Regions from separate parts of the Homo sapiens genome. Here region 2 is linked to region 1. A link is a contact called in ENCODE Hi-C or POLR2A ChIA-PET data. All regions are on one chromosome and are shown on one strand. Each heading gives the region's core, a stretch centred on a gene start or an enhancer-like site at or near the end of the contact. The rest is flanking DNA. Distances are from core to core; before and after follow the strand shown. Region 1 holds the start of CNIH4 (cornichon family member 4). Region 2 holds the start of TSNAX-DT (TSNAX divergent transcript).

Region 1 (2,827 bases), core at 194-2,693:
TATACAAAGACTTCAGTGAGGGATTCCCTAAAACGAGTGATACCAAGCCACTTACTGCAAGTAATGGATAGTTACATGAATGTAAGAATAGATTTGGACTGAAAAATATAAAAATCACTGGAGAGGCTGCATCTGTCTCTTCATCTTATCACATAGGCATTTTATCATCATACATCATCTCAAAAAGAAGGGTCAGTACAATAAGATATTTTGAGACAGAAAGACCACATTTACATAACTTTTATTACAGTATAATTGTTCTATCTTATTATTACTTGTTAATCTCCTACTGTGCCTGATCTATAAATTAAGCTTTATCATAGGTATGTATATATAGGAAAAAACATAGTACACATAAGGTTTGGTACTATCCATCGTGTCAGGCATCCACTTGGGGGTCTTGGAAAGTAGCCCCTGCAAATACAACTGTATTTGTTAAATGAATGAATGGATGAGTAAGACATCGTATTCACTTCTTAAAGATCTTAAAATCTAGAGAGGAGAGAAACATTGCTGTAGGAGAGGATAAACAAAGGACTGTGAAATCTCTGGAGAAATTGAAATCAGGAAGGGAAGGGCAAATCGCAAAAGTCAAGCCAGGAGCATTAAGTTAGATTTGTGCTTTGAGATGAAAACCCCTTACAAATCCTAAGTCAGGGAATGCAATGGTTCTAGAGCCAACTCTAAAGAAAATTTCACACATGGGAAATACATCCTACTGGATATCCGGATTAAAAGCGTTCAGTAGAGACTGGTGCAGTGGCTCAGGCCTGTAATTCCAGCACTGTGGGAGACTGAGGCAGGCAGATCGCTTGAGCCGAGGAATTCGAGACCAGCCTGGGCAACATGGCAAAAACCCCATCTCTATTAAAAATACAAAAAATTAGCCAGGCGTGGTGGTACATTCCTGTAATCCCAGGTACTCAGGAGGCGGAGGTGGGAGGATCACCTGAGGCCAGGAGGTAGAGGCTGCAGTGAGCTGTGACCATGCCACTGCACTCCAGCCTGGGCGACAGAGTGAGACCCTGTCTCAAAAAATAAAATAAAATGAGAAATAATAAAATAAAATTAGCTGGGCATGTCGGGAGGCTGAGGTGGAAGGATTGCTTGAGCCCAGGAATTCGAGGTCATAGTGAGCTCTATCACGCCACTGCACTCCAGCCTGGACGACAGAGCAAGACCCCAGCTCTTTAAAAGAAAAGCGTTGAGTAAATACTTGTTGATTAATTCCATTTCTGGAAATAATCGGATTTATGAAAGAGGCCCTGCCCACCTCTTTGATATGGACTTGTACTAATGAACTACAATTCCCAGCATGCGTCAGAATTAGGGCCGTAGAGTTTTTTAAAATATGGACTACAACTCCCGGCATGCCACACCAGGATTCGAGGACCACACGCCTCAGCCAGCCCCGGCAAGGGCCTATCAGGGGTGGGTCGGGGCATCCGAGCGGGTTTGACGGAAGGAGCGGCGGCGACGGAGGAGGAGGATGGAGGCGGTGGTGTTCGTCTTCTCTCTCCTCGATTGTTGCGCGCTCATCTTCCTCTCGGTCTACTTCGTATCCTTGCCTGAGGCAGGCGAACGCCTTGCCGGGGGACACGGCTGAGGGTGGGCCAGTTGGGCACCCGGGCAGGTGTGTGGGACTAGGGAGGCGCCCGGCGGCGGGCGTGGGCTCCCTGGGAGCTGGCCTGGCCGGGGCGGTGGCGCGGGCCCCGGAGCGGGTAGGAGAGGCTGGCTGCCCTACCCGACGGGCCCTGCTGCCCTGCACGCACTTGCCCTGCCTGGGTTGCCGGCCGCCCCTCACTCGGGTCCGAGTGGGCCTCTCCGGGCGCGCCCCGTCTCGGCCTGCCCGCCTGCTCTCCGCTCGTCCCCGCGGCGCCCGGACCAGCCCTGCCTGAGCCACGGCCGCCCTCGGGAGAGAAGCGTCGCTGTTTTTCTGGGAGAGGCCCTGCGCCGTGCTCTTCGTCGGATATTGGGGGTCCCAAGGGCGGTCGCTTGCGACAGTCGGGTGCCGGGATAAGTGCGGGCCATTTGCCTCCTCCTGTTCCCCACGCAACACCCCCGGCACCCGCCCCTTTGTTCTGGCGGGTGTTAGTACTTGCAGGGACCTTTCACATCCAGGAGTTGACTCATTCGCCAAAGGAGCGAAGTTGCTTCCTTCACTGTGCCGTTTTGTAGTGAGTGTTGGAAAGGAGTTGTTTTAACAACTGTCTACAAAGTGATTATTTTGGTTGTCCCCGGTGGTTGCAGATCTGTAAATTCAATAACTACATCTGCTGTAGTTCCCAATCGTTTCTCAGCTTTTAAATTTTTCTATCGATCCATGTTAAAACTTAAGTTGCAGTATTCAAACTGTTTTCCAGAGCAATAAATGGTGGTTGAATTTAGCACTGCAGTAGCCATGTCGGCTACAACTCTTCCCATCTCTTGACAAAGCATCTAGGCTTAGTTGTTGCCCAATGTTGTATTGCACCATCCAGGTTTAAGTAATTAAATATAAGAAAAAACGTATGAGGAACTCCGCATTTCAGCTTCCTTTCTTGGAAATCACATGTACCTGTTTCTGATCGGATTAAACCATTTGTTTGCTAGAGCATGCGGGCTTTAGGATAGTCGTACAGAGTATATGTTCAGTGCAGCTTCATTTTTCATTGTGGACTGGCATCCTGTTGTAGTGGAAAGGGACAAAATTTGGAATCAGATTTCCTGGTCAGCTAGCTCTTTGCTTGCACATTATTTCCCTAAGCCTCAGTTTTCTGATCTTTAAAATAGGAAATGTTTATTTCCTAGATATGCACAATGAGAATGGTGCTGAGCACCCTAGCAC
Region 2 (2,827 bases), core at 150-2,649, 7.2 Mb after region 1:
ATCAGAGTAGGGGGAATACTGGTAGATCAGACGTCACTCAAACTCATGAGAATTATCTGTTTAACATCCACAAAGCAAGTAGCCCAACAAGCAAGGTCCCCAGGAGCCTACTTTATCCTCAAGGAATCTGCTTAGTCAATTGACGTATTCACAGGGCTGGAGAGGTATGAGTGGTGGTTACCTTCGTGCCAGAGCAGAACATGCCTTGTAGTTACTGCCATATTCTAGCCAAGTTACTCCATTTACTGTTCCTTTGTTCCTAAATTAACAAGGAGAAAAGACTGTGTGTTCAACACATGACCACAATAGAGAGGTTATTTAGAGAAAGCTTAAAATGTACTTGTGTTTTCTGTACTAGGCCTAGGGCACCCCAGTTATGAAGCCTTGGCCTGAGTTTCTCTCTAGACGGTGCTGAATTGCCATCTAGTTACCTATTCTGACACCAGGAACATGATTCTTCAACAAACATTGACGGAAGCTTACATGGGACCGGATCACAGCGCTGAGAAGCACTGGGGCTAAGGGGCGGCACAAAGTCTAGATATGGTGGCAGCACCTGCTCATAATGAAATGCCCACAGTTTAGTGGAACACAGCTGCTATTACTCACCTGTCTATCATTTTGTTTGGGAGAGCCCTGGTGGGAGAGGAGTATGGTATTTAATATTTAATTGAGCAGTTATATGTGAAAGAGCGTTTTCACGAGACTTAACTCCTTTCATCCTCAAATAACCCTACAAGGCGGGTACTATTCTATCCCTATGTTACAGATAAGGAAACTGAGGCAGAGAAGTTGCGTGCTTCATCAAGGTCACACAACCACTCCGTGGAGGCAAGTTGAACACAGGCTGTCCGGCTTCTGAGAGCCAGTGGAGAGGAGGGAGACGGTGGGAGACGGGCAGGGGGAAAAGGTGGAAGTAGACCCGAAGGGCAGGCTTGATCTTCATAAGAGAAAACAGTACTAACACCATCCACTGATTGACTCGCATATTTCCATCACTTAAAGCTCCTGGCGTCACTGCCAGGAATGGAAAGTTAAAAAACTCCCAGCTCTGTAAGGTTCTGCCTGGATCCTGAAAAAAACCTTCCCACATGCCCCGAGGAAACTCGAGGGCTCGCTTCTTTCTCACATCCCTGGCCCGGGGCACCGGAGGTCCCGCTCCGGCGGAGGAACTACAACCCCCACAGCACCGCGCGCGAAGCTGGGCCCCCCTGAGGGAAGGGTAAGGTGTCCCGAAGGTGCCTTCAGAAAAAAATTACGTACGTTTTTCGTCGCTTTCCCACGATCACACAGATCTCAGGTCCAGGAGGACGCATCGTCTTTTTAGTAACAGTGCATGCTGTGAGGCTTGTAGAGTCGCCTCTCTCTTCAGGCGCAGCAGAGGGCGGCCGCAATAGTACGCTCGCGCGGCGGTGGCGGGTGGTGGTCCTTGGACCACGCGGTGGGCGGAGCCAGCGGCGACGGCCTCCCCTCCCCTCCGGACGCAGGCCGGAAGTACGTGAGAGGAGACTTCCGGCCACTGCGTTGTAGTCGGCCCGGCTGCAAAGCGTTTTTCTGCAGGCTGTTTTCCCAGGTTCCCTCGGCCTGTACCTCGCGCACTCCTCTTGCTCCAGGTCCTTCAGTCTCCGCTCGTCTCACCGTAGGCTGTGACGACATGAGCAACAAAGAAGGTGGCGTCCTTAACAACACGGGGCGTTATTTATCCGGAGGGGGAGGTTCTCCAGTCTTTCTATGCAGTTTTCCCCTTTTCACCCTTGAAGGATGCCTTCGTCCCTTGTAGACTCGGGGGCGGCCCCTCTGTTTCTCTCCCCGGCCAGATCGGCCCTGTTTACACCTCCTTTTTTCTTAAATTTTTGAGGTGTGATTTTATCCTAGTTCAGTAATTGCTGTAATGCCAGATCATAGCACCAGTTGGTGGAAACTTGGATGATTTGCTTGGAAAGGCCTGGGCAGCGTCTCTGTCAGTCTGCGGAGAAAGCCTCTAAGGCGAGGGCCCTGTGGGTATCTGGTTTTAAAGCAAGGAGTAGGTTTGTCTATGTTGTGTTTTGCAAACTCTTGGTGATGGAAGATCCCTCTCTTTTTTTCTTCTCTATATAAGGATCAGGAGGGTTCAGGAAAAGGAAGCATGACAATTTCCCACATAACCAAAGAAGAGAAGGGAAGGATGTTAATTCATCTTCACCCGTGATGTTGGCCTTTAAATGTAAGTTCTCTGCAATGTAAGTTGAAGAAGGGGAGAGAACAAAATTATTTAGCCATGGTTATGCGCAAGAAAACAGTCCCTAAGAATTTAATGTGAAACTTTAGCTGGAGGTTTTGTGATGGCGCTAGATGTACCCTAAAAGTCTGGATTACAAAGGCCTTCACTTTTATGTCCCATTAAGAGAAATATTAGTAATCAGGTAAACATGACTTAAACACAAGAAACAGTAAACATTAATTAATATTTGACATGTCACATACTCAAGAATTGTGTACCTGATAATATTTACTCATCTGTTATATGCTAAAATATATTTTCATTTAGTGTGTATTTGTTTCCTCTACTAGACTTGAAGACAGGGACGGTATCTTTGTTTTAACTGTAACACTTAGCACAGAGTGGGAGCTTGTATCTATTAGTGAATCTCGCATATCTATATACACATATTTTCACAGTCCCCTTTTCTCAGCATATTAACTTGGACAAGTTATTCCTCAATTCAAAACAAACACAAAACAAAATCCTCTTCCTTTTGTCCCTGTCTATCCACTATCCTGTACCTTACGTTTCTGTGATTAAGGAATCTGGGAAGGGCTTAGCTGGTTGATTCCTATTTGCAATCAC

The links. Hi-C counts contacts between places; a loop is a spot of excess contacts on that map. ChIA-PET counts read pairs that join two places held with the same protein, here RNA polymerase II (POLR2A). Pooled maps may share reads with other maps.
Region 2: a loop to region 1 is called in a map of B cell, with 28 times the contacts of the local background. The contact joins the promoter of TSNAX-DT here to the promoter of CNIH4 in region 1. A Hi-C loop is called at or near these places in 1 of 168 maps with a recorded cell type or tissue (B cell) and 5 of 50 pooled maps. POLR2A ChIA-PET finds 5 or more read pairs at or near these places in 1 of 52 experiments (activated naive CD4-positive, alpha-beta T cell).

Annotation. Positions count from the first base shown.
Region 1 is chr1:224,355,436-224,358,262 of GRCh38, forward strand. It overlaps CNIH4 (cornichon family member 4), which reads left to right and starts at 1,444. Exons shown (of 5, transcript NM_014184.4): 1 at 1,444-1,558. The coding sequence starts at 1,490. RefSeq lists enhancers at 1,097-1,236, 1,794-2,294 and a silencer at 1,517-1,886.
Region 2 is chr1:231,527,157-231,529,983 of GRCh38, forward strand. It overlaps TSNAX-DT (TSNAX divergent transcript), which reads right to left and starts at 1,400. Exons shown (of 3, transcript NR_173106.1): 1 at 1,264-1,400; 2 at 182-259. It overlaps TSNAX (translin associated factor X), which reads left to right and starts at 1,513. Exons shown (of 6, transcript NM_005999.3): 1 at 1,513-1,670; 2 at 2,099-2,203. The coding sequence starts at 1,655. TSNAX-DISC1 (TSNAX-DISC1 readthrough (NMD candidate)) reads left to right here and starts at 1,497. Exons shown (of 16, transcript NR_028393.1): 1 at 1,497-1,670; 2 at 2,099-2,203. RefSeq lists enhancers at 780-1,601, 1,070-2,269.